2 separate regions of the Homo sapiens genome follow, and region 1 is linked to region 2. Evidence: chromatin loops called from intact Hi-C (ENCODE). Cell type or tissue: PC-3. All regions are shown on one strand. Links, peaks and the distances in the headings refer to the core of each region. The heading gives the core; the rest is flanking DNA. Region 1 overlaps TM9SF2 (transmembrane 9 superfamily member 2). Region 2 overlaps UBAC2-AS1 (UBAC2 antisense RNA 1).

Evidence for each region. Hi-C counts contacts between places; a loop is a spot of excess contacts. Peaks named below come from ENCODE experiments on the same cell type or tissue, not always from the same donor. Only the 100,000 strongest peaks of a DNase experiment are listed, where the experiment ranks them.
Region 1: it touches region 2 in a loop (4-fold over the local background); 12 of 110 quality-filtered maps call a loop at or near these places.

The regions. Positions count from the first base shown.
Region 1 is chr13:99,508,096-99,524,689 of GRCh38, forward strand. TM9SF2 (transmembrane 9 superfamily member 2) reads left to right here. Exons shown (of 17, transcript NM_004800.3): 2 at 9,519-9,586; 3 at 11,941-12,034. Among named protein-coding and RNA genes, the nearest start is that of TM9SF2, 15 kb to the left of the region's middle. In PC-3, for the core only: no CTCF peak of the experiment used is centred there; no DNase peak of the experiment used is centred there; H3K27ac peaks cover 2,539 bases.
Region 2 is chr13:99,185,195-99,200,321 of GRCh38, forward strand. UBAC2-AS1 (UBAC2 antisense RNA 1) reads right to left here. Exons shown (of 2, transcript NR_036531.1): 2 at 11,180-12,608. It also overlaps the pseudogene GAPDHP22. Among named protein-coding and RNA genes, the nearest start is that of UBAC2-AS1, 8.0 kb to the right of the region's middle. RefSeq lists an enhancer at 14,633-15,127 and a silencer at 14,919-15,048. In PC-3, for the core only: a CTCF peak has its summit at 11,464; DNase peaks (open chromatin) are centred at 11,777, 12,107 and 13,647; H3K4me3 peaks cover 4,280 bases; H3K27ac peaks cover 4,249 bases.

The DNA.
Region 1 (16,594 bases), core at 2,827-10,826, 320 kb after region 2:
ACCACTTCTATAAAACATTTCATAGTACAGGATTGTAATCAGTCTTGCTTTCTCTAAGTGACATAGGATTCTGCAACTTCCTTAAAATGTTTCATGTTGTCAAAATTTTGCATGCTTGAAATAACCTAGGTGGGGACAGTTTGAAAGTGGGAATGTGAAGCAAGTAAACCTTGAAGTTCTTTCTAGTCACATCAGTGATAATCTAGAGTCATCTGTCTCTATTTAAGGCAAATTTCTGGGAGGAGATGGACTTAACTCTTTTGGATGGTGAATAAAGATGTTTAGAGTGGGAAAAAAAAGGCAAACAAAACACACACACACACACACACACACACACACACACACACACCCCAGAGATTCAGTAGCTACTCCAAGAACATATAAATAAGTGCTGTCATTTTTTTTTTAATATATGCTGTATTAGGCTGTTCTTGTGTTGCTGTAAAGAAATACCTGAGACTGGGTAATTTATAAAGAAAAGATGTTTAATTGGCCCACAGTTCTGCAGGCTGTACAAGCATGGCACGGACATCGCTCGACTTCTAGTGGGAACCTCAGGAAATTTTTACTCATGGCAGAAGGTGAAGCAGGAGCAGGCATGTCACATGGTAAAAGCAGGAGTGAAAGAGTTTTCTGTTGAGCGAGATGCCACACTTTACAACAAGCAGATCTCACAAGGACTCACTCACCATCATGAGGGCAGCACCAAGGGAGTGGTGCCAACCCATTCATTAGACATCTACCCCCATGATCTAGTCACCTCCCACCAGGCCCTACCTCCAGCATTAGGGATTACAGCTTGACATAAGATTTGAGTGGGGAAAAATACTCAAATCTCATGTCCTTCTTATATTGCAAAATACAATCATGCCTTCCTAATAGTCTCCCAAAATCTTAACTGACTGCAGCATTAATTCAAAAGTCCCAAGCCCAAGTCTCATTTGAGACAAGGAAAGTCCCTTCTACCTATGAGCCTGTAAAATAAAAAAGCAAAAACAAGTTACTTACTTCCAAGACACAAAGGGGCTATAGGCATTGGGTAAATATTCCCAGGCCTTGGGCAGCTCCACCATTGTAGCTTTACAAGGTTCAACCCCCACAGCTGTTCTCACAGGTTGTTCAGTGCCTGTAGCTTTTCCAGGCACAGGGTGTAAGCTGCCAATGAATCTACTATTCTGGAGTCTGGAGGACAATGTCCCCCTTCTCACAGCTCCACTAGGCAGTACCCTGGCGGGGACTCTGAATGGGGCTCCAACACCACATTTCCCCTCCACACTGCCCTACTAAAGGTGCTTTGTGGGGGCTCCATCCCTGCAGCAGGCTTCTACCTGGGCACCCAGGTTTTCTCATCCTCTGAAATCTAGGCAGAGGCTGCCAAGCATTCTTCGCTCTTGAACTCTGTGTGCCTGCAGGCTTAACACCACATGGAAGCCACCAAGACTTACGGCTTGCATTCTGTAAATGGCAGCCCAAGCTGTACCTCAGCCTCTTTGAGCCATGGCTGGAGCTGGAGTGGCCTGAATGCTGGGATCCCAAGGCTGCACAGGGCAGTGGGGCCCTGGGTCTGACCTATAAACCCATTCAGTCCTCCTGGGCCTCTGGGCCTGTGGTGGGAGGGGCTGCTGCAAAGGTCTCTGAAATACCTTTGAAGCCTTTTCCCCGTAGTCTTGGATATTAGCACTTGGCTCCCTTTTAGTTATGCAGATATCTGTAGCATGCGGTTGCCCCACAGCCTGCTTGAATTTCTCTCCAGAAAAAACTTTTTTTTTCTTTGCCACATGGTTAGGCTGCAAATTTTCTGAATGTTTGTGCTCTGCTTCCTGTTTAAATATAAATTCCAGCTTTAAATCATTTATTTGACCCTTCAGCTAAGATAGGCTGTTAGAAGCAGCCAGGTTACCTCTTGAATACTTTGCTGCTTAAAAATTTCTTCTACCATATATACTAGGTTGTCACTCTTTAGTGCAGAGTTCCACAGATCCCTAGGGCATGAATAGAATGCAAGTCAAGCTCTTTGCTGAGACGTAACACGTGTGACCTTTGCACAAGTTCCCAGTAACCTTCTCATTTCCATCTCAGACCTCAGCAGCCTGACTTTACTGTCCATATCACTATCAATGTTTTGGTCACAACCATTTAAACAGTCTCTTAAGAAGTTCCAAACTTTGCCTCATCTTCCTATCTTCTTCTGAGCCCTCCAAACTCTGCCTGTTTCCCAGTTCCAAAACCAGTTCCACATTTTCAGGTATCTTTATAACAACACCCCATCCTCGGCACCAATTTTCTTTGTTAGGCTCTTCTTGCATTGCTATAAAGAAATACCTGAGACTGGGTAATTTATAAAGAAAAGAGGTTTAATTGGCTCACGATTCTGCAGGCTGTACAAGCATGCACCGACATCACTCTGCTTCTGGGGAGGCCTCAGGAAGCTTTTACTCATGGCAGGAGATGAAGCAGGAGCAGGCGTGTCATATGGTTACACAGGAGCAAGAGAGAGTGGGGGCAGGTGCCACACTTTACAAACAACCAGATCTCACAAGAACTCATTATCAGGAGGACAGCACCAAGAGAGATGGTGCTAAACCATTCATTAGAAATTCACCCTCATGATCCAGTCACCTCCCAGCAAGCTCCACCTCCAACACTGGAGAATACAATTTGACATGAGATTTAGACAAGGACATATATTCAAACACATGCGTTGTGTTTCCATCTGGATTATAAATTCTTTGAAGGCAAGTGTTCATGAATTTGTATTATTTTGTCATCCAAAATGTCTAGTATAGGACTTTGTGGGCATTAAATACATGTATTGGCTGATTGAGTTTCTCGTGGTCTTCAGGATCTGTTGTTGTAAATGTTCTTTGGTTTTCAAATATATTGCAAATTCTACTATTTTTTTCCTATTTAATAAATTGGCTTCTCCTGAGATCATCGTTCCTGCTCCTGGAACACTTTTCCACCCTAAATTTTACTTTTTAAATCTTTCTTATTGTTTTTGTTTGCCTTCTGTTGCTTTACAGTGAGACTAAGGTCTACTCTCAACTTCAAAGCCCTTTTTCTGGCTTTTAATTGTGACAGTTTTCAAAATTCAAAAAGTTGAAAGAGTAGTGTAATGATCACCTTTCACTCACCTAGACCACCTAGAATCAACAGTTGTTTACATTTTTTCATACTTGTCTTATTTGTGTGTATTTATGTTTTATAGGGGTGAATGTCATGACATCTGTGGCATACTTTCACATGGTTCAGCTTGAAGCTCTTTATTGAACTATATAAACTCCCCGGCAGTCTCATTTCCTTTCTTCCAATTTTTAACAATTGTTCCACTGACATATTAGGAGGATCTCATTCTTATGACACTTTTGAAATTTCTTTGTCTTGCTGCAAGAGTTGATATTTAGAGTTATTGCAAATGTAGCATATTTACAAATATATTGTAAATGGCTGTATTCTATATTCTGTGTTAAGGTTGACTTTAATTTTAATTGACTTCACATTCCTCAGCATGTGTGAGATGGTAATTCTTGAAATTTCAGATCCTCACAATTTAGAAAAGGAAGAATAAAAGTGCTGTGAAAGCTAAGATGAACTGAATATTCAAGCTGTGTTTGATTACTTTGCTGAACATCAAAAATAGGTCCATAATTTAGTGTTGATATCTATGATAGACTTTCTTACAAAAGTAGTGTGGAAAGGTGTCAGAAGAGACAAGAAGGAAGAAAAGTAGAGGAATAAAAGCATCAGAAATAAAAAGTTACGGTAGCAACAGTTGAGTTTACCTACTTTGTTTCTGCAGTCCAGCTTTTTAACTTGTTTCCTCGTGTTAAAGAAGCAAGGAATCCCTAGTTCATGAGGCTACTATCAGAATTGTGCGTGATAGTTATTATCTTCCTTTTCCCTAGACTAGTGGCCAGGACAAGTATAATGGATAGGCATTAATAAGGTTCAGAAGGCTGACTGTCTTAGTGTCCTTTAAAAACACTGGAATAGCCTAGTTGCACTACTTGGATGGATGGGAGACGAGAGGAAGGAAGAGCCTTTCACAGAAACCCTTATGCTGATAAACCTTTATTCAGACTCAGGAATGGCAGTTTCTTTAAGATAATAGATTACAGCTGCTATGTTTATTATTTGTTATAGTTATTGTGTGCCAATTATGGACCAGCTTCTGCGTGTACTGTTTTCTATTTTATTATGATATCATTCAGTTCCCACATTCAAAATTATTACTTGCCCAAGAGCACTTAATAAAAGTAGACCTAGGATTTGAAGTGAACCCAGCATTCTGATGATACATTCTTTCTAAGGAGAATTGGAAGCTGCTTCATCAGATCAGGAAGGGTTGACAAATAAGGTACATTTAATGGGTATTAGATATTAGATGAAATGCCAAACGTAGATGGATAAAAACTAATAACATGTAGATAAGAAAATGAGGGAGGAAAGGGTGTGAAAACCCCCCGTGGGCTATGTACTGAAATGGAATAAGAGTGATAGTAATTGGTTTAAATGACACCAAGTTTTATAAACAGAAGATTAACATGGTTTCTGGAAAAGAAGTTTTCCTGGTCTCTAGAGTTACTGGAAGATTTGCTGTAGTTTTAGAAGGAGCCAATGAGTTTGATTTCTAAAGTTTTGACAACATTGTTTTTTAAAGGTTAAAATGGAATTTAAAGGAAGTGTGGCTTGGGTTGGCTTAAGGGCTGAGTGAGGTGGAGTGAGAGAAATCCATGGGGAGTGCTGACAGTGGAGATTTCCAGGACTGGTGCTTGAGGCTAATTTGGGTTTTAAATTTAGAAAAGAGAATGCACATGAAATACTTTAATTTGCTAGTGGTACAAATCTCTGTATGTAGCATAATGTAAAGCTAATGAAAATATATTTTCAGAAGCTCTCTTCAAGTTATATGAGACAGCAAAAAGTAAATTAATTTGCTCAAGGACAAATTGAGAAAGTATATCTGAAGAGAAACAGTTACCATGTTTTTGAGATGATGAGCTCCAAGCTGTCAGTTTAGAACATAGGAAGGAAATAAAGAACTGTCCATGAAGAATTTAAGCTTCTGGGTAGAAAGGCTAATGAAAGTAACAGTGTTATTCTATACTTACATGAAACTTTAACATGTAAATCTTAAACTTTGCTGTAATTCTCTATGACATGCCTTTTAAGAAGGATATGAGAATAGGGCAAGGTCCTGAGAAGAGCAGCTGGCATGATCAAGGAGATAGGTGATTCAGAAGATTGAGACTCAAAGGAGATAGGAGAGAGTGCAGAAAATGAGAATAATGTTTTCCCTCAATCTTAGACTCTTAGAGCCAAAAGTTGTCCCATGAAACTTCAGAGAGGACATCATAAGCTAAGCAAAAATTTGTATTACTTCATCAATTGGGTAGAAATGGGAGAAACATTTACCCTAAATTTATATGCCCTGAGACAGTGTCCTAAAATTTTTCACATGGCCTCAGGCTTTCAAACTTTATGCCTTGTGTTCGACCCTCTGAGATTTGAATTCAAATAATAGTGAAAAATACCTGGAAAACAGTGCTGAAGGAAGTACTAGAATTCTAATCCAGCTTACTGCTTGTTTTTATAGGGCCTTCAGGCTAAGAATTATTTTTACATTTTTAAGTGGTTGGAGAAAACAAATCAAAAGAAGGATAATATTTAGGGATGAGTGAAAATTACATGAGAATAAAATATCAGTGCCGTAAGTGAAAGTTTTATTGGGCTACAGCCATGCTCACTTGTGGATGTAGTGTCTACGGCTGCTTTTGCACTACGGCAGTGGCAGAGACCCAATGTCCTGTAAAGCCTAAGACATTACTCTCTGGCCCTTTACAGGAAAAGTTTGCCAGCCTCTTGGATAGACTAATAAAATTAGCGTCATTTTTCCAGGAAAAGAAAAGATTGTAGTGGCTAGAGGAAAAATGTTAAATAGATGAAGAAACACTGTATACAGTCATGAACCGCATAACGTTTTGGTCAACGACAGACCAGTGGCCTTATAAGATGATAATGGAGCTAAAAATTCCTATTGCCTAGTGACATCATAGCCATTGTAACATCACAGTGTAATTACCTTATTTTTAAAAAATTTAGCATAGCCTAAGTTTACAGTGTGTAAGTCTACAGTTGTGTACAGTAGTGTCCTAGGCCTTCACATTCATTCACCGCTCACTCACCCAGAGCAGCTTCCAGCCTTGCAAGTTCTATTCATGGTAAGTGCCCTATGCAGGTGTAACATTTTCTCCTTTTAGACTGCATTTTGATTGTACCTATTCTATGTTTAGATGTGTTTAGCTACACAAATACCATTGTGTTAACAGTTGCCCACAGTATTTAGTACAATCCCATGTTGTTTAAGTATGTGATGGACCACACCATATATATACCCCCAGGTGTGTAGTAGGCTACACCATCTAGATTTGTGTGGGTATGCTCTGTGATAGTCCCACAACAAAATCCCCTAATAACACGTTTCTCCAAACACATCCCTGTCGTTAAGTGACACATGGCCGTAAAGGGTGCTGAGCATCATGCTGTTCTTTCCCGTGCTGTTCTTTCTGTTTCTGGTCTAACACAGAGGCCGTTAGCCTCCTGGGACTATTTACATTTAATTAAATACAACTTAAAATTCAGTTCTTCAGCTACATTGACTGCATTCCAAGTGCCCAATAGCCACATGTGGCTGGTGGCCACCATATTTGAAGAACATTTCCATCATTGCTTAAAACTCTGCTGGACATGGCTATGTAATAGTAAATACGGTACTTTATGCCAGGTGCTGCTCTTGAATCTTCTCAAAAACTTCTTGAAGTAGGGATTATTATCACTTCTGTTCTACAGATCAGAACGTTGAGGAACAGGGAAGTGAAGAAACTTGCCTAGAATCACACAACTAGTGTCAGAGGCAGGATTTAAACCCACACAGCCTAGCTTCAGAGTCTTGCTTCTTAATCATTTCGTGCTGAGAAAGGTTGAGAGTGAGGAATACGCTTAATTGTAGCAAGAGGGACATGGCTTATGTGTTGACAGTGCTGTACAGATTTTGAAAAACAAAACATAGAAAAGTTGTGTAGAGTATAATAGCTGCATTCCTTCCTAGAAGGAAATCGAGAGATAGGAACTGGACTAGTATTTTGGAGACCCTTCAGTCTTCTTTATGTTAAATGGATCATTTGAATTCTGACATATCTTCATAGCAGTGTTGACCCTTTCTAATTAGTGGAAATTATTTTGGCAAAGGAAGCCATTAAATGGGAATTTTGTCTTCACAACGGTTGTATGTATTTGTGTTAATTCAAGCATGCTGTATTGCTACAATATCATGTCCTATTACCTTGTTAGCTGTGTTGAAGTCTGTGTTGCTGTTGCATTATAATTTCACTTGAGTAGAGGTGTAGGGGCCACATATGATGCTGTTGTCGGTATTACATGCAAAGGCTAATGCCCTCTGTTGTATAGCATGAATATTGGGTGAGCATTTTAGTGGATGAACACTTCCCTCTTCTGAATATTACTAAATTTATTTGGTTTTATTTTAACAAATGCATAGCATTTCATGTGTCAGGCACTATTTGGAGTACTTTGTAAACGTTAACTTATTTAATCTCCCTATCCCTATGAGAAATACTGGTTTTTTTTTTTTTTTTGAAACGGAGTTTCGCTCTGTTGCCCAGGCTGGAGTGTAGTGGTGTGATCTTGGCTCACTGCAACCTCTGCCTCCAGGGTTCAAGCAATTCTCCTGCCCCAGCCTCCCCAGTAGCTGGGATTACAGGTATGTGCCAATACACCCGGCTAATTTTGTATTTTTAGTAGAAACGGGGTTTCGCCATGTTGACCAGGCTGGTCTCAATCTCCTGACCTCAGGTGATCCGCCCGCCTTGGCCTCCCAAAGTGCTGGGGTTACAGGCATGAGCCACTGTGCCCAGCCGAGAAATACTGTTATCCTCATTTTGCAGTTAAGGAAACTGAAGCACCCATGAAGCACATTTGACCCATGTGGTCAAATGTTTAATAATTTGACCACAGTCACACAGTTAGACAAGTGATGGCCCCGGGATTTGAACCCAGGCAGTTTGACCACAGAACCTGTAATCTTGCCTGCTGTGTTTTGCTGCCTTTCTGGTGGCAGTGGACTATTGATTTGTTTTGATTGTACACCAACCGTCTCGTCTTGCTTTGGGGGATGTTAGCAAGTGTAGAGGACTGTTGACAGCACTAGTAAGTGAAATCAAAATGACAAGTGTGGCTCCGTGGCACTCCCAGAAGCCTCATGACTAGTCCAAAGGCAGTGTACAGCTCTAACTCTATAAAATAAATACTTGTCCCAGCTGAACAGCTCTTAATCATTTTTTGATTAGCACCAAAGGTACTTCAGGGCACACGTGACTTGCTGGCTTCTTCAGCTAGTAAATTCTGTCATGAGTAGCCTGAGCTCCTTTTTTGAGAGGGTGGGTCAGTGTTATGGGTCCTGTAGGACTTCAGCTACACCTGGGAGAAATTTTGGAAGCTTCAGTAGGAAAGTGTAGCTTAAAATTAGCCTATATTTCCCAGGAAGTTGATACAGCTTATCTCCCTCTACCCTGTTGTTGAGCTTGATCTGGTCATTGCCACCTTCTTCACTGCTACTACCTTGTAGTTCAGTGTTCTTAAATTGATGGAAGAGGTCCTTCAAAGTTAGACCATGTGGTCATTGGCTATCCCTGTGTGTTTAAGAGTACATGTGCATGGAATTGTATTTCCAGTATAGTTAATCTAGAAATTTCTAACCAACTTGGCAGCATTTCTTGGTTGCTTGCTGTGAAAATGCTAAAAAAATTTGTTTAAAAATTTTTGTGCTGCAGAGTGTAATACCAAATTTGGAAACCAGATTTTTAAAAACAGCATCTATATTAATATGATAAATGCTTTTAGTTAAAATATCTTATTAATTTTTTAGAAAATTTAGAAAGCATTTAAAAACTATTGGAGACATTTGCAACTCTGAAAATTATTTGTGTATTTTTAAAATTAATTATTTAAAAAAATTTTAAGACACAGCCTTGCTCTGTCACCCAGGCTGGAGTGCAGTGGCGCCATCATAGCTCACTGTAACTTCAAACTCCTGGGCTCAAGTGATCTTCCTGCCTCAGCCTCACAAGTAGCTAGGAATACAGGCTCATGCCATTGTGCCCAGCTAATTTTAAAAAATTAAAAAAAAATTTTTGTAGGAACGGGGTCTCGCTGTATTGCCCGGGCTAGTCACAAACTCCTGGCCTCAAGTGATCTCCCACCTCAGCCTCCTAAGGGGCTGGCATTACAGGTGTGAGCCACCATTCCTGGCCTTACTTTGGTATATTTTAAATGTATATAAATCCAGTCAGTGAATGGATTTGTAAGAGAATTGTTTAAAGTTGACTGGAATTATAACATTTTACATTTCAGACATGTCAAATTCTTTTTTAATTCTAAGCATGACTTAAGGCTTTGTGTCCTGTTGTTTATATTCTAATTTTGTGTTTCCTTATTTTCAGGCCGAAATAGAACTATTTGTGAACAGACTTGATTCAGTGGAATCAGTTCTTCCTTATGAATACACAGCGTAAGTTTTTCAGCTTGGCTTTTATATAAAATTTTATGTGACTCATCAGAATTTTGTACATTGAGAACTTTGTTTTCTCACAGTTATGGACAAGCCTGAAAATATTTTTTAAGGTGTACTCTTCCAAGGTGTGGTTAAAAATGTGATCTTTTTTTTAATGTTTCTTTGTAATACAACAGAAGCACTGACTAAACAATGGATTTCTTTTTTTATCTGACTAAACAAAAAGCTATTTTGTTTTCTTAACATTTTAAAATTATAAATAGCTCCACATATTTTTAAACAAAATTTTTATGTCCCACATAATCAGTTCCCAGAAATAACTACTTTGATGTCTACCTCCACATTTTTTCTCTGAATAAATAGTCTAATCTATATAATCACATTTATACATTTTTGTTTTAAACAGAAGTAGATTCATAGTATTTATTTTTATTTTTATTTTTTTGAGACAGAGTCTCACTGTATTGCCCAGGCTCAAGTACAGTGGCGCAATCTTGGCTTGCTGCAACCTCTGCCTCCCGCGTTCAGGCGAATCTCCTGCCTCAGCCTCGCAAGTAGCTGGGATTATAGATGCATGCCACCACGTCTGGCTAAGTTTTGTATTTTTGGTAGAGATGGGTTTCACCATGTTAGCCAGGCTGGTCTCAAACTCCTGGGCTCAAATGATTCACCCACCTTGGCCTCCCAAAGTGATGGGATTACAGGCGTGAGCCACTGCACCTGGCCCATACTATTATTTTTGATTGGCACCTTGTTTTTCTCATTGAATACATTGTGGGCATCTTTCCATGTCAATACATAGCTACCTCACTCTTTTTAGTAGCTGTTATTATTTCCATTTTAGAAATTGTATAGATTCCATGTACACTTACTTTCACTAGTTTCCTATTTACCAACATTTGATTATTTCCAGGTTCTTTGTTTGCTTTTGAGACAAGGTCTTGCTCTGTTGCCCAGGCTGGAGTGCAGTGGCACGATCATGGCTCACTGCAGCCACAACATCCTGGGCTTAGGTGATCCTCTCATCTCAGCCTCCTGAATAGCTGGGACTACAGGCGTGTGCAACCATGCCCAGCTAATTTTTTTTTTTTTTTTTTTTTTTAATTTTTTGTGGTGATGGAGTACCACTCTGTTGTCCAGGCTGTCCTTAAACTCTTGGGTTCAAGTGATCCTTACACCTTGGCCTCCCAAGGTGCTGGGATTACAGGCATGAGCCATTGTGCCTGGCCCAGTTTTTTGATATTGTGAAAAACGCTGCATGAATATCCTTTATTCATTTGACCATTGTATACCATATTGGGTCTAAAACTGTTGCTAAAATTTAGTTTAATTTCTCAGCTGTTTAAGAGTTTTAAAAGAAAATAGTTTGCTGTAGAGAAAAGTATACACAAAAAAGTTACGACTATCCTAAAGAATTCATATATCTAAGTATGTCTAAGAAAAGAATACAGAAGACATGAATGGGTAGACTATAATTCATCTAATTATTGGATACTTAAATTTTTTTCCAGTTTTTGTTTTGTTAAACATCTTTAAATCTTTGTGGATATTCTTAGGAAAAGTCAGTGGATCTGTGGAGAATCTTCATTTGGGAACTTCCCAGCCCCAGTTTTTTTTTTTTTTTAATCACCAGAGACCCACCTTCCTCTTTAGGAATCTCACTAATCTGTTACTATTACTGTACTGATCTCAGATATTCCCCATATCATTCCAGAGTGAGCACAGAACTGCCCTTTAATTTTCTGTGGCAAAGCTGAAATTAAGCTGTAATGTTTAAACAGAACTTTATTAAAGTTGGTTAGTAATACAAGGGAATTACAACACAGGGAATCTTATAGGTGACTGACTACATCTTCTCCACAGCACTCTTCACAGAGGGTCTTTTTAGCCATGCTTCACATATTGGGATGTGTTGGCAAGTGTACTGAGATGAGACAACTGCAGGTAGACTTGACATACATTACTGAAATGTCATTTTTAATTAAAGATTTGAATTAGATAATAGCAAGGAGATAAGTTATGCAAAATTTGCTTGAATAATAAGGATCTAAATAATTTTATTATTGGAGTGAACAAAAATGAATTATAATGAGTCAATTAAAAGATATTGTAATATGCATTCTAATAAGAGAATGTTATTTAGAAAAAAATATTCGAAGGCATAATTTTAGGTGTTTTGTTTTTTTATGAGGAGAGATGTGGTACATAGGACTTGGAGTATGGATAGATTTCTTACTCATCTACTAGAGCTGCTACAATGATCAGTACCTAATCTGCTCTCAAGATTGGCTAGGTGTTTGATATTTCATCGTTCCCTTTTATGTGTAAAAATTTAAATATTCTTCTCCCAGGTTTGATTTTTGCCAAGCATCAGAAGGAAAGCGCCCATCTGAAAATCTTGGTCAGGTACTATTCGGGGAAAGAATTGAACCTTCACCATATAAGGTTTGTATTTAGTGTTACATAATAATTATTTACTTACAGCTTTTGTTTTTGTTATTTAAGAAAAGCCTGAGATAACTCAGCTATCATTGCTAAGGAGGAGTTCATTTCTCTTTTTCATCTAGGAATAGGTTCTTAAAATCAAAGTTAGAAGGATCCTTCTCCTTCTCACAGTGTGTCATTGATAAGTCTGTCTTAATGAACATTCACGCAACTAATGTTAGGAATGTTAAGACGGTGGCTTAAAGGGCAGGGCTCAGATGCTCTGCCTCCTTTACAGAGGGTCCTGAAACCCGGGTCCTGGAACCCAGCTTCCAGTCATGAGAGGTTGTCTCAGCTGCTCTGTGTCTCTTTCCCCCTGTTTTCCAGCAGTATCTAGAGACACTCTCCGTTAGCACGTACAATGCTGCCTGGGCTCCCGCACTGGGATTTTTGGAAGCTAATCTTTCTTTTTTTTTTCCAGACAGAGTCTTGCTCTGTCGCCCAGGCTGCAGTGTAGTGGTGAGATCTCAGCTCACTGCAACCTCTGCCTCCCGGGTTCAAGCAATTCTCGTGCCTCAGCTTCCCGAGTAGCTGGGACTATAGGTGCATGGCACCATGCCCAGCCAACTTTTTGTATTTTTAGTAGAGATGGGGTTCCAACATATTGGTCAGGCTGGTCTCAAACTCCTGAACTCAAGTGATTTGCCCGCCTCGGCCTCCCAAAGTGTTGAGATTACAGATTTGAGCCAGTATGCCTAGCCTAACCTTTCTATTTTGATGTATTTGGAACATCTTTGGTACATTTTTCGAACACCAGTTAAACCAAACTAAGCACAATATAAGGTATTCTTTTCAACATATGTACTTCATCATCTCTCAGAATTCTTTTGCCTTTAAATCTGTTATCTTTTAAGCCTATTATCCTTCCACATTGCATAATCCCTGTTTGTTTTGTATCTGTTCTCCTACTGTACAAAGAACAATGGTCTTTTGCTTTTAGAAACATTAAAGTAGTTTATTATAATAATGTATCACCATATAAAAAAATTAAATGATGCAAAAGAATAAATAATAATAAATGTGCAGTTCCACTTCACAGTTTGTTATTAAAATTTCCTGAAAATTTTCATACACCTATAAGCTTACATTAAATAGATTAGATTTACTTATTTGTTTTAACATACTATATGCCACACTTTGCATTTTTCCTTTAACTCTCTACCATGGGCATCTGTCCACATGAGAATGTGTGTTCTGATGGCTCTAACTTGACTCCAGGTGTTATTCCCCAGCCCGACAGCTTCCTCTCCTGGCTTCGCGTCTCTGCTATGTCTTAGACCTCATCCATAGCCACCTTCCCTGCTTTCTCACGAGGCACCCCCATCTCCCTCGACATTTTATTACATGGAGCACAACATTTATTATCTGTCCAGCAAATCCCGAAGCCTAGATTCATCTCACCAACCGTCTTACTCCCTCCAGCACCTGCACCTACACTGTGAAGCCCTGGGGGAAAAGAAACATCACTGTGCAAATTTAATCCACTACAAGTTGATTGGTTTTGACTGTAAATATATCCTCTTCAAATATTCTTTTTTTTTCTTTTCTTTTTTTAAGAGATGGAGCCTTGCTCTGTCACCCAGGCTGGAGTGACGTGGCACAATCATAGGTTACTGCAGCCTCAGACTCCTAGTCTCAAGTGATCCTCCTGTCTCACTCCCCTGAGTGGCTAGGACTACAGATGCATACCACCACATCCAGCCAATTTTTAAATTTTTTATAGAGACAGGGTCTCACTCTGTTGCCCAGGCTTGTCCTGAACTTCTGGCTTCAAGCAATCCTTCTGCCTCAGCCTTCCAAAGGGTTGGGATTATAGACATAGACGTGAGCCGCCGTCTGACGCCTTTCAAATACTTTTTTTTTCTTTTTCGAGACAGAGTGTCACTCTATTGCTCAGGCTGGAGTGCAGTGGCAAGATCTCAGCTCACTGTAACCTCCGCCTCCTGGGTTCAAGTGATTCTCCTGCCTCAGCCTCCCAAGTAGCTGGAATTACAGGCGTGTGTCACTATGCCCAGCTAATTTTTGTATTTTTCGTAGAGATGGGGTTTTGCCAAGTTGGCCAAGCTAGTCTCAAACTCTTGACCTCAGGTGATCTGCCTGTCTCGACCTCACAAAGTGCTGAGATTACAGGCATGAGCCACCATGCCCGGCCCCTTTCAAATATTCTAATCTGAAATTGTCTACCCTAAAATTGCCAGTAACTTTTAAAGTTTCCTAAACACAGTAGATTCAAAGGCCTAATGGGATGAAGTCATTGAGGAGGAAGGAACTCAAAGTGTATGGACATGGGTGCCATTGAGCAGGGCAGGCATGTAACTTGCGAAACACCTCTTCCCTCTTGGGGTATTTGGAAGATTACTTTGAATGGTATTGCATTCTTCTTATAGCAGATGACTGTTTTCAGGCATGCTTTTTAAATTTTACAATCTTAAATATTCCAGCAGCCTCTCAGCCCCATCTCTCTACTTATGTCTTGCCCTTGAGAAATGATGGGTGGGAAGAATATCAGTAATGCCCTTAGTGAACTGGGAAGACAGCAGGAGTCCCTAGCAGGAAACAGAAGGAAACCCAGCAAAATACTCAAACCCATGGGGAGGTGTTGCCCTTTGGGGCAGACTTTGAAGGCAGGTTACTCCCCTTAGTAGGATGTCATTGGGCACATTTCTGTTTCTGTGCAAGGACTGTTCCTTGCTCATACACAGGACCCTTTTTGGGGCCTAGTGCTTTTCAGATTTAATCCTTTGTTGTAGAAGTTGAGGTTAAATATAATAAAAGGAGAGCTTTAGAATGGAGAAATTGTGTACCCAACATTTTCCCTGAGTCTTCTGGAATGTTTCAGGATCCATATCTGTACTAAAACAAATTCTCTAAGCCCCAAACTTAAAGGGACAGAGCAGGCACATTTTAAGGCCAAGGTGTAAGCCAGCCATAAATGTATTGACCAACATTTTTCATTTCACTATTGATTCTTTATTTTCAAGGATTTTTATCTTTATGTATGTATTTATTTATTTCTTTTTTGAGTCTCACGCTGTGGCCTGGGCTGGGCCACGGCTCACTGCAGCCTTGAACTCCCAGGCTCAATAAATCCTCTCACCTCAGCCTCCTGAGTAGCTGGAACTACAGATATGCCCACCATGCCCAGGTAATTTTTTTATTTTTTGGAGAGACAGGGTCTCACTATGTTGCCCAGGCTGGTCTTGAACTCCTGGGCTCAAGCAATCCTCCTGCCTTAGCCACCCAAAGTTCTGGGATTATAGGTGTGAACCACTACACCCAGCTTTATCTTATTTTAGATCTGCTGTAAAAACTGAGGTAACAACCAGCAACAAAATAAAATCCCAGTCTGCTTTGTCGTCTTTTATATTTGACTTCTGTTTAGGTCAGGAAAACAACAGTGCAAGACATTGTGTGTATTATGTGAAGCTGGAACCACATTTCATAGGACCATAAAATCTCATCTCAGATCTAAGCACTCATATTCATTCACTCAGTTAACACATTTGCTCAGTACCTTTCATGTGCCAGGCACTGTGATGGGATACAGCAGTGAGCAAAACAAAAATCTCTGTCCTCATGGATCTTTTATGCTGATGGGGAAAAGGAGACAAAATAAATTACCAGAATATATGTTTCAATTACTGAGGAAAGAACTATTGAAAATAAATCTGTGAAGGTGTGTGGGGAATTTCTAATTTTAAATAGGCTTACTGCAAAGGTGGATTTAAAATCTTAAAAAAGCCTTACCGAGAAGGTGACATTTGAGCAGAAGACCTGAAGCAAGTAAGGGAGTGAGCCATGTGAATATGTGGGGGAGGTGTTCTAGCTGAAGAGAGGCCCCAAGGTGTGTAACTTGAGCAGGTGAGCAAGATAGAGCATAGTAGGCAGTGGGCACAGAGAAGTAACAGGACCACATTATAGAATGACTCAGAGGCCACTGTGAGGATTGGCCTTTACATCTGAGCAAGATGGTTAGTTAACACTGGAGGGTTTTGAGTAGGCTTCGATTTTACCAGGGTCACCCTGGCTGCTGTACTGAGAATGGACCGTGGGGGTGCGAGGGGAGAAGCCAGGAGACCAGTAGGAGGCCTTCTCCCTCATCTAAATATGATCTGACTTGGGAAGGGTGAGGGGGTGGTGAAGAGGTCAGAATCTGTGAATCTGGCTGTGTTTTGAAGGTGGCCGACAGAATTTGCCAAGGGATGGGATGTGGAGTGTGGAGTTTCTATTTTCTAAGATGGGGCAGTCTGTGGGAAGAGCCAGGTTGGGGGATGGGGAAGAGTTAGTTTTGGATGTGGTAAGTGAGAGGTGTTTATTAGGTGTCCAAGCAGAGATGCTGAATAAACAGCCAAATATATGCTTTTGGAGTTTGGAGAAGGGCTTCATCCTGGATATACACAGTATATATTTGAGAATCATCAGTGTATAGATGGTATTTACAGCCACAGAATTGAAGAGATCCCCAAGGGAGTGGGTATAGATGAAGAAGACAAGATTCGAAGAGGCACAGGACTCTCCCCA
Region 2 (15,127 bases), core at 6,938-14,937:
ATGGTAATCTTACTAAATTCAAGATAAAGCTATTTTCATTAAACTCATATCAATGTCTTCTTCATTAAAAATTACACAAGCAAAGATCATTCTGTTTTGGGCGGGGTTTATAGTTTTGTAACCCCTATGCCAAATTTGGCAGGGATAAGTATAAAATTGCTTGATTAATAAATGCAAACAAAAATGTATGCTGGGCAATTCTTAAGACATTTCTAATATTACTTTACCAATAATTTTAAAGCTAGCGTATTTATTAAAGATTTTACTTAAGTTACATAAACCTGAAAAACAATTTGACTAGTTTTTTCTTTTTTAGTATCTAATTCAAGCGCTTTTTTAAAAGCCAATTAATTAGAGCTCTCTTATATATTTTTAGTAGTGAAACATTCTGTACACAACACATAAATACATATAAAAACATATTAGGCATGCCGATGGAAGTACATTTTATAGATTTATAAAGTCCCCCCCCCCCCCCACCGCTTTCTTTCCTACCTTAGACTTTCAAATTCTTGATAACCTCTTTCACAGCCCTAGGCAGTTGTTAGCTAAATAACCTTAAATTTGCACATTAAAGGAAACAACTCAGGTGAAAAGCAAATAGCAAAATTTACATCATAAAGTACAAAGAGAAAAAGTCTGGTGATGCTAGAGAGAGGCACTTTTATTTTTCTTTGACCCAAGTTAAACATAAAAATTAGGGCCGGGCACGGTGGCTCACGCCTATAATCCCAGCACTTTGGGAAGCCGAGGCGGGTGGATCACAAAGTCAGGAGTTTGAGAACAGCCTGGCCAATATGGTGAAACGTCATCTCTACTAAAAATACAAAAATTAGCTGGGCGTGGTGGTGCGCGCCTGTAGTCCCAGCTACTCAGGAGGCTGGGCAGAAGAATCGCTTGAACCCAGGAGGTAGAGGTTGCAATGAGCCGAGATCATGCCACTGCACTCCAGTCTAGGAAAGAGTGAGACTCCGTTTCAAAAAAAAATTAAACTACACTGTTCCTTAAAAACCCAAGAGCAGCCTCTGATACAATAACTATTTTAGTTAAAAAAAAAAAAATCAGATGAAAACAAAATTCAGTCAAATAAGAAGAAAAAGAAAAAAAAAACTTTTGCTCAAAAAAAAGACAATGTCTTAGGAGACAAAAACAAACAAAAAAACCCAAAAACATGAAGGCCTTTTAAATACAAACATGCACACATGCACACACACACATGTTGGATGTTAGCCTTTTAATTAAGCTGACTTTTAACCATTGAGTTCCTTTACAAAAATTTTTTTAATCTTATTACCATATTTCAGCTAGGACAAAATGCTGCTAAACTAACATTGATCACACAAATTATATAATTTCTGAGTGTTCTTTGTGAAAGCAGAAATTAACACCAGCTGGTTGTTAAGTGCTAACTTTAGTCTTTTAAAAGGAAATTGCAAGACAATCTCAAACCAGTTTCTTTTTTTCTTTTTTTTTTTTTTTTTTTGAGACAGTCTGGCTCTGTCCCCCAGGCTGGAGTGCAGTGGCACCATCTCGGCTCACTGCAAGCTCTGCCTCCCGGGTTCATGCCATTCTCCTGCCTCAGCCTCCCGAGTAGCTAGGACTACAGGCGCCCACCACCACGCCCTGCTAATTTTTTTGTATTTTTAGTAGAGACAGGGTTTCACCATGTTGGCCAGGATGGTCTCGAACTCCTGACCTCGTGATCCGCCCATGTCGGCCTCCCAAAGTGCTAGGATTCCAGGCTTGAGCCACCGTGCCCGGCCTCAAACCAGTTTCTTACCTAGTGATGGGTCTCAGGCTGTAGACTACTCTCTGCCATCCTAGGAGCAGGAAAAAAAAAAACTCATCTTCCCTGTTGGAAGCGAGCTCAAACTACATAAAGGAGTTACCTGCCTTCTATCATCATGGAAGCAGAAAAACTTGCCTTCCTATTAGAAGCAAGTAAAACTAAAAATAAAAAAAAAAAAAAAGAGGAGTTGTACAGCAAAATAAACTTTAGATCTTGACCAAATTTTAAGAGATCAGGGATTCTCTGGAGGGGGTGCTCTCAAACCTCAGCAAATTGTCCTATTGGCTTGAGCCATAAAGTTAGCTCATGCTGCTACCAAGAACCAATAGATTTGTCAAAGGTCAGGGGCACCTCCACTCAGAATCCCCTCGTGGTTACCATAATGTGAACCCATAAAATCTGAGACAGGTCTCAGTTAACTTAGAAAGTTTATTTTGCCAACGTTGAGGAAGCCCCTGTGACACAGCCTCAGGGAGTCCTAACGACATGTGCCCAAGGTGGTCAAGGCACAGCTTAGTTTTATACACTTAGGGAGACATGAGGCATCAACTGATATATGTAAGAAGTACATTGGTTCCATCTGTAAAGGCGGGACAACTTGAAGCGAAGGCAGGAATACTCAAAGAGGGGACGGAGCTCCCAGGTCACAGATGGGTGATACACAAACGGTACGTTCTTTAGAGTTTCTGATGAGCCTTTCCAAAGGAGGCAACTCAGATATGCATCTATCTCAGTGAGCAGAGGAGTGACTTTGAATAGAATAGGAGGCTGGTGGCCAGGTGCAGTGGCTCGCGCCTGTAATCCCAGCACTTTGGGAGGCCGAGGTGGGCAGATCATGAGGTCAAGAGTTCGAGACCAGCCTGACCAACATGGTGGAACCCTCTCTGTACTAAAAATACAAAAATTAGCCGGGCATGGTGGCACACACCTGTTATCCCAGCTACTCAGGAGGCTGAGGCAGGAGAATCGCTTGAACCCGGGAGGCGGAGGTTGCAGTGAGCCAAGATCACGCCACCTCACACCAGCCTGGGCCACAGAGCAACATTCTTTCTAAAAATAATAATAATAATAATAATAATAGATCAATACTGATTCCTTAATTGTCACAAATATACCATACTAATGTAAGATGTTAATAAAAGGGGAAACTTAGTATGGGGTTTATGGAAAAATCTTCAAACTGTCTCTTCAATTTTTCTGTGAATCTAAAACTGCTTTAAAAGTAAAGCCTATTACCTATTAAAAAAATTTTTTTAGCCGGGTGTGGTGGCTCATGCCTCTAATCCTAGCACTTTGTGAGGCTGAGGTGGGTGGATCACATGAGGTCGGGAGTTCAAGACCAGCCTGACCAACATGGAGAAACCCTGTCTCTACTAAAAATACAAAATTAGCCGAGCATGGTGGCGCATGCCTGTAATCCCAGCTAGTCGGGAGGCTGAGGCAGGAGAATCACTTGAACCCAGGAGGCAAAGGTTGTGGTGAGCCAAGATCGCGCCATTGCACTCCAGCCTGGGCAACAAGAGCAAAACTCCATCTCAAAAAAAAAAAAAAAAAAAAGAAAAATTTTTTTAAAGTAGACTCCTGGGCCTCCGCTTCAGAATCTCAGGTAATGAGCCCCAGGACTGCACTTTAAACAAGTGTCTCCGAAGGTTCTTGCACACCCTAAAGTTTGAACACCATTTTAAGAATCTCAGCTGGGTGCCGTGGCTCACGCCTGTAATCCCAGCACTTTGAGAAGCTGAGGCGGGTGGATTGCCTGAGGTCAGGAGTTCGAGATCAGCCTGACCAACATGGTGGAACCCTGTCTCTACTAAAATTACAAAAATTAGGTGGGCGTGGTGGCGCACGCCTGTAATACCAGCTACTCGGAAGGCTGAGGCAGGAGAAACACTTGAACCCGGGAGGCAGAGGTTGCAGTGAGCTGAGATCACGCCATTGCACTCCAGCCTGGACAAGAGCCAAACTCCATCTCAAAAAAAAAAAAAAAAAAAAAAAAGAATCTCTGCACACTCTGCACAGAGTTAAGTTAGAAAGAATTGTTGCTGGCTGGGCGCGGTGGCTCATGCCTGTAATCCCAGCACTTCTGGAGACCGAGCCAGGCAGATCACAAGGTCAAAAGATCAAGACCATCCTGGCCAACATGGTGAAACCCCGTCTCTACTAAAAATACAAAAATTAGCTGGGCGTGGTGGCACATGCCTGTAGTCCCAGCTACTCAGGAGGCTGAGATAGGAGAATTACTTGAATCTGGGAGTGGGAGGCTGCAGTGAGACGAGATTACACCACTGCACCACTCCAGCCTGGCAACAGAGTGAGCCTCTGTCACAAAAAAAAAAAAAAAAAGGAAAAGAAAAAGAAAAGAATTGTTGCTTACAGAGTGGATGTGTGCCTATCCGTCTGCTGCAGGCCTTCCCATGGCATTGTTTTGATTGCCCTATGTATGTATCCACAGGAGCCAGCACTGAAGAATTGGGAGGTTCTTCAGCACAGTCCACACTCTGGGCTGCCTTTCTACAGCCTTCCATTCCCTGTGTTCCAGCATAAGGCTCTGGTGTGGCTCACCTCCAGGGGCAGTTATGTGCCCGTCAGTTTAGCACAGCCTGCATTCTTCCCCGTTGCTCCTAACACTTAGGGACTGTCATGACCATGTCTGTATTGTTAAAGTGTTGAACAAACCTGTTCTCTGTATCTGTGTCACCGTCAAAAGTGGAAAAATGCAAGGTAAATCAAGTGAGCCTGGGCCGGGCACAGTGGCTCATGCCTGTAATCCCAGCACATTGGGAGGCTGAGGTGGGCGGATCACTTGAGGTCAGGAGTTTTAGACCAGCCTGACTAACATGGTGAAACCCCGTCTCTACCCAAAATACAAAAATTAGCCAGGCATAGTAGCGCATGCCTGTAATCCCAGCTACTAGGGAGGGTGAGGCAGGACAATTGCTTGAACCCAGGGGGCAGAGGTTGCAGTGAGCTGAGATCGTGCCACTGCACACCAGCCTGGGTGACAGAGTGAGACTCTGTCTCAAAAAAAGTCAAGGGAGGCTGTGTTTCTAGAATCTGGGAGACGGCACACCTTTAGTTGTGTAGGTGGAGACTATCACTAGGTGACGAGCATGAAAGCGAAGTTCATGTGTTGATCGTTTGCACCAGCCTGCTTCCCTCCTCGATGGCGCCTGTGGGCATCTGAGTGCGCCAGCTCCCATTTGGACCTCAGGGCAGTGAGGGGTGCTGCACCCCCATTTGGACCTCAGGGCAGTGAGGGGTGCTGCAGTGATGATCAGGCCATAGGTGTATGCGGAAGGAAGAAGGTGGGAGAATGACTTCTTCCCCTCTGTTTTATCACCCCCTGGGAACGCCATGGAGAGTACCTCGACTCCGTAGAGAATTGGGATCCTGATGGAGCTAAGCCAGAAGCTGACTTTTTGGATGATCACACTGTTCTGGTTCTTTACTCCTAATTGCTGCTTTAGGAACAAACTGTCTCATGAGTATTCTGGCAGAAACAGACAGACTTGATTTTCAGAACCGTCTTTTCTTTTTTGCCAAGATTCAGAGTATGATTACTAAAATGATGATATTAATAGTAGCAAGCTCTTACTGCAGGCAGTACTTCTCATAGCTTTCACTCATCACACACATGGGGCCATCAGCAGAGGGGGCAGTGATGATGACCCTTTTGGCTCCCCCATCTAGGTGATCCCCAGCCTTCTCCATGCTGGCAAAGATGCTGGTGGCCGCCACAATATAATCAGTGCTGGCATGACCCCACTTGATTTGGGTGGGATCTCACTCCTGCGAGATGGTGATGGGATTGTCATTGATGGCAGGCTTCCCGTTCTCAGCCTTGATGGTGCCGTGGAACTTGCCATGAGCGGAATCATACTGGAACATGGAGACCATGTAGTTGAGGTCATTGATAGTGACAATATCCACTTTGCCAGAGTTGGCATCCCTGGTGACCAGGCCCCCAATATGGCCAAATCTGTTTTTTCTGGCCTTCACCTTCACCATGTTGTCTCAGGGACACAGCTGGCACTGCTCAAGAAGATGCGGCTGTCTTGTCAAACAGGAGAAGCAGAGACCCAGAATAATTATTTAAATGATACATTTTATCTTAAGAATTCAGGTGGATTTTTTTCCTTCTCAATCCAACCTGTGGGTTAATTAGCAGATTGTGTTAGAGTCTCTTTTCCTTTCCATTAGAAGTCTGCAGTCAGGGGCCAGACCCTGTAAGTTGTCATCACAAAAAGTTCATGATCAATGAATGCTATACCTCTATTTTAGGGGTAGAGTCTCACATACCATTTAAACTCCATGATGTAAAGATAATATGGAAAATTGGGGAGGATTCAAAAACATTAGAATGACCAAAGGGTTGGAAAGTTACAGAAATATTTAGTCTGGAGTAGAAAAGGCTGAAAGGTGTTTGCAAAATTCACTTCAAATAGATGAATAAAGGAATCAAGAGGATATTGAGCAGATGTTTTGGTTTTGTGGCTGATGGAGCAGATTTGGTTAAGGCCATTGCACAGAGCAGCTGCAAGGGACTAAAACTGAAGATCCTCTGTACCAGGGATCAGGGCTGCACCCAACAGTGGGCAGGTTTTAGTTGGAAGAATGGATGGCGCACAAAGGGAGTGGTTTATTAAAGGAAACCCACCCAGATGGACACGTGGACATCAGAACTATTTAAAATTAGTGTCAGGATTCCACCATTCCTGGGCACATTCCTCCCTCCTTGGAGTCAAGTTTCCTCGTGCAGGGTCCACCTGAGTCTCACTCTGTCTCCCTGTTGTGTTTGCACAGGGCAAACCCTCCTAAACCTGCTGGCTCAGAAAACCCAAGAGGTTATTATGTTGTGTCTTTTTGGACACTGGTGGGGGTACTCATTACTGAATAAATTCCCTTCTAAACAAATACTCCATCCCTAGCAGGCAGAAGGATATAAACATTTGGCAGATCAGCGCAATGATCTCACTTTAACATCTTAACCAACCCCAGCTTCTACAAATAGATGATATCATTGTAGCAATATAGGGCAGACTCTGCCAGCAGACTTTCTGAGACTCTCCTGGAACATAATTTGTCTTACAACACTTTTGGCAATCCCTTGGCCATGCTAGGGGGAGGGGTAGAGGGGAAGGAGAAGGGTGGGGTCCAGGGGTAAGAGGATAAGGAGATTAGGCAGCCTCATTTCCTTCTTTCCACTAGAAGGAGCCTCTGTAAAAGCTGAGGCTGCACCCACAACCTGGGAAAGGTGCAACCGGTCACACACCCGGTGACAGGCGTGTCAGCAAACCACAGAGCGTGGCGGAGGGGGAGGGCAGCCAGGCTAAGTGTCCAGTGTTTGTAAAGTCTACACTTCTGCACAGTAACATCCTAAGCCTTCACATTCACTCACCAATCACTCGCCTACTCACCCAGAGCAACTTCCAGTCCTGCAAGCTCCATCCATGGTGATGGACGGTGATGGGCTATTTCCCCAATGTAGAAAGCAGATTCAAAAACAGATTCAACAAAACATAGCAAGGCACCTGCCCTCTGCAGGTGGACCATTTTTAATCTTTTATATCATATTTTTACTGCACCTTTTCTGTGTTTAGATACACACATACTTACCATTGTGTTACAATTGCCTACAGCATTCAGTACAGGCCCATGTTGTACAGGTTTATGGCCTGGAAGCAATGGGTTATATCATATAGCCTAGGTGTGTGGTAGGCTACACCCTCCAGGTTTGTGTAAATACACTCTGATGTTTACATGGTAACAAAAATGTCTTGCCTGGGACTAGAGGTAGGAGAATAGGGAGATTAGGAAATTCAGGCTTACTGCCTTCTTTTCACCTGTAGGAGATGCTACTGGTGTCCCAACTGCATTCTCTTTGCCCACCCTGGAAGTAGTACCTAGCACTTCAGTGGCAATTCTCATATAAGCACCCATGTCTCTCTGCCTGAGGGCTTTCTCTGGATACAGGGGTGTGCTTGGCCCATGCATAGAGCAGGCTGAAAGTGCCCAGGGGCTTATAACCCCCAGGAGAATCTCCTACTTGTATCTGAAACTTTTGTCTCAGAGTCTGCTTTTGGAGAGACCCAAATTGAAACAGATGGCAATAATATGAAATATTTTTAAGAATCTGAGTGATGAAGTTTAATGAAGTTCTAATTCTTTTAAAGTGTCTCAAATGTTCTGTTACATTTTGTTACTTTGCAGTAATTGTTCCACTGCACTGAAATCCTTTTCACCCAAATATGCAGCTGGAAATACTATAATAAATAACACAGCTCCCATTTTAAAGGAGGGCAAAGCTGGGCACGGTGACTCACGCCTGTAGTCCCAGCCTTTAATCCCAGCACTCTGGGGGGCCTCAGCAGGAGGATCACTAAGCTCAGGAGTTTGAGACCAGCGTGGGCAAAATAGTGAGACCCTGTCTCTACAACAAATAAGATAATTAGCTAGGTGTGGGAGCATGCACCCTGTAGTCCCAGCTACTTGGGAGGCTGAGGCATGAGGATTGCTTGAGCCCAGCAGGTCGGGCTGCAGTGAACCATGATCATGCCCCTGCATTCCAGCCTAGGTGACGGAGCGAGACCCTGTCTAAATATATATATGTATATATCCCACAGTTCTGGAGGCTGGGAAGTCCAAGATCAAGGCACCAGCAAAGTCGGTGTCTGGTGAGGGCTGGCTCTGTTTCCAGCTGTGCCTTCACATGGTGGGAGCGCAGAACAAGTGCCCTCAGGCCTCTTTTATAAGGGCACTGATCCTGTTCATGAGAGCTCTGTCCTCATGACCTAATCACCTTCCAGATGACCCACCTACCAGCACCACTGTACTGTGGGTTCCCTTTCAACATATGCATTCTGAGGGACACAAGCATTCAGACCAGAGCAACATGTAAAATGGAATAGGCTCCAGACCTGAAAGAATACAAACAGGCTTTTCACCCACATAATAAGCATGTGGCAAGATAGTCAAAGGTGGTTAGAATCGAGAACAATCTGGTTTTTGTGCAGCATTGTCTGCCACTATTGGACCTCATGTGATATCTCCCAATTCATTGTCGACAACCAAAAATACCCTATGAATTTCCAAACTACTCCCTGCTGAGTAAACATCCAAAGTGAAAACTACTGGATCATTGAAAAGATTTAACTACTCTTTTCAAAGATTCCAGACCCACTTTCTTTCTTTTTTATCTTTTTCTTAGAGAAGGGGGTCTCACTCTATGCCCAGGTTGGAGTGCAGTGGTGTGATTATGGCTCACTGCAGCTTTGAATTCCTGGGCTCAAGCAATCCTCCTGCCTCAGCCACCCAAGTAGCTGAGACTACAGGTGCACACAACCATGCCTGGCCAGTTTTTGAAATTTTTTATCTGTAGAGGTGAGGCCTTCCTATGGTTTCCCAGGCTGGTCTCAAACTCCTGGCCTCAAGGGATCCTCCTACCTCAGCCTCCAAAATTGTGGGATTACAGGTGTTAGCCACTGTGCCCAGCCCTGTTTTCTAGTATTAGTTTATATGTATTATATGTTGAAAGTGGATTTGAAGCAGTGCAAAGTGCATCTGAAGCCTATTTTATCCAAGGATTGACCACCAACCCTAGTGATTATCTACTGATTTCCCAGAAGGCTGCTGCCGAGAATCTCTGGAGATTCGGAGATGGATTTCTCAGCCACAAAGTGGAACAGGATATCACCTCTATGCTGGGGGGACAGGAGATACCGTTTGTACACAGCTCGATACTTTGGAAGTTTGTGATTGTTTGTTGTTTTCGGCCTTCTCCACTACTTAGTAATTTTTAGGAAGAATTTCAGTCTATCTCAGCTATTCAGAAGGAGCACTGTACTAAAGGCAGGTGAAAGCAAGGGGAAGGTGGTTGTTCGGGATGCTTGGCCAACCATCTTCCCTCCTGCCTGAAAAAGACTCTCTCCTTTGACCAAAACTCCAGTCAGGCTTCTCTGAGTCCTCTGCTTGACTAGGCCCAATCTTGGACTTTTCTCTCTGTCCTTGCAGAGCCCAGTGTGAGCAAGAATCCTGCTAAGTGGGTCTAGTGAAAAGCCTCTACTCTTGGTTGACCACCCTTGTTATCTGATCTCCCTGGCCTGCCTTCAGCAGGAATCCTATCAGGTCTGTTTAGACAGAAACCCCCTTATCCTTGGGGCTTCCTCTTAGTAATTTTCCATGCGCTGCTTTCCACCCTGCTCCTTGATTATAAATCCCCACCTGTCCTTGGTAGAGTTGGTGCTGAGTTCAATTTCTCCCCACTGCAAAGCCCTGCAGTGCCCCTCTACCTATCACCATGGCCCCCTGGAATAAAGTCTGCTTTACCATCTGATATGGTTTGGCTGTGTCCTCACCCAAATCTCATCTTGAAGTGTAATCCCGAGGTGTCTAGGGAGAGACCTGGTGGGAGGTGACTGGAGCATGGGAACAACCATGCTGTTCCCATGATAGTGAGTTCTCATGAGATCTGATGGTTTTACAAGGGGCTCTTCCCCCTTCACTCGGCACTTCTCTCTCCTGACACCTTGTGAAGGACGTGTTTGCTTCCCTTTCTGCCATGGTCGTAAGTTTCCTCAGGCCTCCGCAGCCATGTGGAACTGTGAGTCAATTAAAACTCTTTCCTTTATAAATTACTCAGTCTTGGCCGGGTGTGGTGGCTCACACCTGTAATCCCAGCACTTTGGGGGGCCGAGGCGGGTGGATCACCTGAGGTCAGGAGTTCGAGACCAGCCTGGTCAAAATAGTGAAACCCTGTCTCTACAAAAAATACAAAATTAGCCAGATGTGGTGGCGGGCGCCTGTAATCCCAGTTACTAGGGAGGCTGAGGCAGGAGAATCACTTGAACCCGGAAGGCGGAGGTTGCAGTGAGCCGAGATAGCGCCAGTGTACTCCAGCCTGGGCAACAAGAGTGAGACTCCATCTCAAAAAAATGAAAAATAGGCCGGGCGCGGTGGCTCACACCTGTAATCCCAGCACTTTGGGAGGCTGAGGCGGGTGGATCACGAGGTCAGGAGATCGAGACCATCCTGGCTAACATGGTGAAACCCCGTCTCTACTAAAAAATACAAAAAAGAATTAGCCGAGCGTGATGGCAGGCGCCTGTAGTCCCAGCTACTTGGGAGGCTGAGGCAGGAGAATGGCGTGAACCTGGGAGGCGAAGCTTGCAGTGAGCCGAGATTGCGCCACTGCACTCCAGCCTGGGCAACAGAGCCAGACTCCGTCTCAAAAAAAAAAAAAAAATTAATTAAAAAATAAATCAATAAAAAAATTACCCAGTCTTGGGTATTTATAGCAGTGTGAGAAGAGACTATTGCACCACACTGAACAAGTGTCATGAATAATTTTTTCTTTAACCTTACCCACCTGGAGATTTTCCTGATGCTAAGACCTCAGAAATGCTGTTTTATTTTATTGAAGGAGGACAATGGCTTCACATCAGAATGAGCAGGATACAACATTTTGAAAGACACATTCCCTGTTTTTTATGGGCTCACCCTTTCACAGTAGAAGACAGAAACCCAATAACAGAGACAATGGCATAAGTATTATAAAGTAGGCATGCATCAAGTGTGATGACAGCACGAAAGAGGGGATAACTACTTCTGCCATTACAGTCTGGAAGAGGTATCATTTCAGCTGATATTGTGGCAAAGTATTTTACCCAGCAGAGGGAGTATCCACTCAATGATGTTCTTAAAGTACCTAGGTAGGAGTGCTAGGCAGCAAATGATTCTCTTAATGTGTATGTCCACACATTGTTATGTGTAAGTAGCCTTATTAATTTGGTTGTAAATAAAAGGTTGAGTAATAATAAAAATGAAATCACCAAATTCTACAATTTGACCTCAAAATATGCTGTAAGTTCTGATATTATTCCTACTTTACCTGGGAAGGCAGAGCGGTTACCTAGGAAGGTGAACTGTGGAAGTCCGCTGTGGATTGGGGATACCTGATCTCATGATGAGTCAGGCTTACCCTGACTCCTTCTGGGTCTCTCTGGTGGAGACAGCCCTTCACCTCTGCAAAGCTTATCCACGTGTCTGGTGATTTCCTTATAGCATACAGAGCTTTTAAGGTTTACAAACGTATACCTATTTCCCCAATGTAGAAAGCAGATTCAAAAACAGGTTCAACAAAACATAGCAAGGCAATAGGTGATTCCTAGAGACCAACAGATTGAGTTCTTGTAATAAAATCTAGAAAAGAGAAAAGGTGGAAATGTCAGCCAGGGCAACAGAAATGATATGCACCAGGAGATCCAGGAATTCATAGTAAAGGTCAGATGAGTTTCACAGGTGTAGGGTTTCCTCTACCTCTGCACTACTGACAATCCAGGCGGGGTAATTCTTTACTGTGGGCAGGAGGAGGGGGGAGGTTGGCCCGGTATTGCCAGATGTTTAGCAGCACCCTTGGCCTCAGCCCATTAGATGCCAGTAGCACCCTCTCCCCAGCACGTTGTGACACCCAAAAATGTCTCCAGATATTGTCCCCTGGAGGTCAAAATTGTCCCCCTGCGAATCACTACACTAGTGCATCTCAGACTCTAAGGTGCACACAAATTACCTGGGGTGTCTTGTTAAACGCCAGTTCTGCTTTAATAGGTCTAGGGTAGGGCTTGGCACTTTCTAGTGCAAACAAAATCCCAGGTGAGGCTGAAGCTGCCTGTCCACAGACCACACTTGCTCCTTAGAAGACAAATCTGCAGCCACCAGTTAGCATGTTCAGGTCCTCAGGATGCAGAGTAGATGTACAATCAAGGTATGGATCACTGCAGATACTTATGAGCAGAGTCTGGATGCCATACCATCTTGCATTTAGCTGCAAAGAATGTTTATAGAATTGAACGTAAGTGAAGGGTTTATGTTTTTTAAGCTTTAAAGCACTTTTTAATGTCGGTTCTCAAACTTTTTGGAATCCCTTTATTCTTAGAAATTATTAAGAACTACAGATCTTTAGTTTATGTGGGTTTATACCTATGAGTATTTACCATAGTAGAAATTGAAACTGAGAAATGTAAAAGATATATATGAAGTTCATTAAAAAAAATACCCATTACATATTAACATATCTAACACTTTTTAATGCAAAATTACTATACTGTCCCAAGCAAAAAAATATTGGAAGAATAGCACGGTTTAACATTTTGGCAAATGCATGCACGTATGTATGTATGTATGTATGTATTTATTTATTTATTTTGAGATGGGGTCTCTCTCTGTCCCCCAGGTTGGAGTGCAGTGGCACAACCTTGGCTCACTGCAACCTCTGCCTTTGGGTTCAAGCGATTCTCATGCTTCAGCTTCCTGAGAAGCTGGAACTTCAGGTGTGCACCACCACACCCAGCTATTTTTTGTACTTTTTGTAGAGACAGGGTTTCGCCACGTTGGCTAGGCTGGTCTCAAACTCTTGACCTCAAGTGAACCGTCTGCCTCAGCCTCCCAAAGTGCTGGAATTACAGGCCTAAGCCACTGTGTCTGGCGGGCAAATGTCTTTAATGTCTGGTTCAATAGAAAACAGCTGGGTCCTCATATATGCTTCTGCTTTCAGTTTGTTGGGATACATTGCTTTGGTTGAAGCATATGAGGAAAACCTGGCTTCACCTAGATACACCCCCACGGTTGGAAAAGGAAGCATTTTAATAGCCTTTCAGGTGATACATTATTTTTTGATACTATACGATAACTTAGCAAGTGGTAGTTTCTTAAAGGTTAATTGCAGTGAGGAATCTGAAACCATATGAATGAACATTTTGGACTGTTACACTAAAGTTTACTGGTGTATTTTATGGTTCAAATTAATCTTTTACCCACATAAGATTTCATAACATTATGCATCGGTCAACTGGAAAATCCAGTTATGTAGCTCTGTACAGTGGAAAATCCAGTTACGTAGCTCTGTACAGTTGTCCAATTGTACAATGGAAAACTCCACTATATACTTGAGAGAGTAGAAAATAAAACTAATGTCTTAGCATTATTATGAAAATAGTTTTGGACTTTGCATCCCCTTAATGGGTCAGGGTGTAGTCCATCAACAGCTTCTGCAAACATAAAGGACCTTTTGACTGTCGTTTTCCTGAAAAATAACTCGAACGAACCTAAAGGTAAATGTAAAATGTACTTCAAGACTGTGAAAATGGGCTGGGCCCAGAGGCTCACGCCTGTAATCCCAACACTTTGGGAGGCCAAGGCGGGCGGATCACGAGGTCAGGAGTTCGAGACCAGCCTGACCAACATGGTGAAACCTCATCTCTACTAAAAATACAAAAAATAGCCAGGGTGGTGTCAGGTGCCTGTAGTCCCAGCTACTTGGGAGGCTGAGGCAGGAGAATCGCTTGAACCGGGGAGGCAGAGGTATCAGTGAGCCGAGATCGCGCCACTGCACTCCAGCTGGGGAGAGCGAGACTCCGTCTCAAAACAAACGAACAAAACAAGACTGTGAAAATGAACTTTACGAATAAAGCCTAAAGAAGCAAATAAAAGTCATACTTTTGCCTTCTATAATCAGTGTTAACATTTTGGCCCACTGGAACCTCTCTTTGAGGGTAGGGACTGTGTTGATCTACGAATCACAGATTTAGCACACTGGCTGGCACTTATGAGCACTGAAAATGCTTTTTTTTTTTTAGTACTCCATAGCCTATCCCTTTCATTTAGCTGGGTAGTGTGGTCAATTTTCCCCATAACATGCGTTCTCACATAATTGCATGTATTTCTGGGGTACAGTGTGATGGTTCCATACATATACACATTGTGCAACCATCTAATCAGGGTAATTAGCACATCCATCACCAAAACACTTGTCATTTCTTTGTGGTGAGAATATTCAAAATCCTCTCTTCTAGCTATTTTGAAGTTAACATTATCGTTGAGTATAGTCATCCAAACGTGCAAGAGAATACCAAAACTTATTCCTTCTAACTATAACTTTGTGTCTGTTGACCAACCTCTCCCCATCTTCCTCCCCACTAACTCTCCTCTGTACAAGAATAACCACTCTTTTACTCCCTACTTTCACGAGATCAACTTAAAAAAAAACTTTTTAAAACGACTGCATGATATGTTTTCAGGCTCACACATTTAAAAACCGTGACTTTGGCAAAGAGTAACTTCATTCTGCTGGGGAAAAAAATTTAAATGGCCTGAGTCCGGAAGCTCGCCAGGGCAGAAGCGCAGGGTCGCTCCGCCGGGCTCGCCGGGCCGGGGACCCCCCAGCCACCCGCCACCACGGCGGGGAGGGCAGGGTGCTGACTCCAGGGACCACGACAGTCGGCCCCGGTGGTGGGGATTCCGCGCGGGACCCACGCGGGAACAAAGAGGCGGCTGGACGGCCCAGCT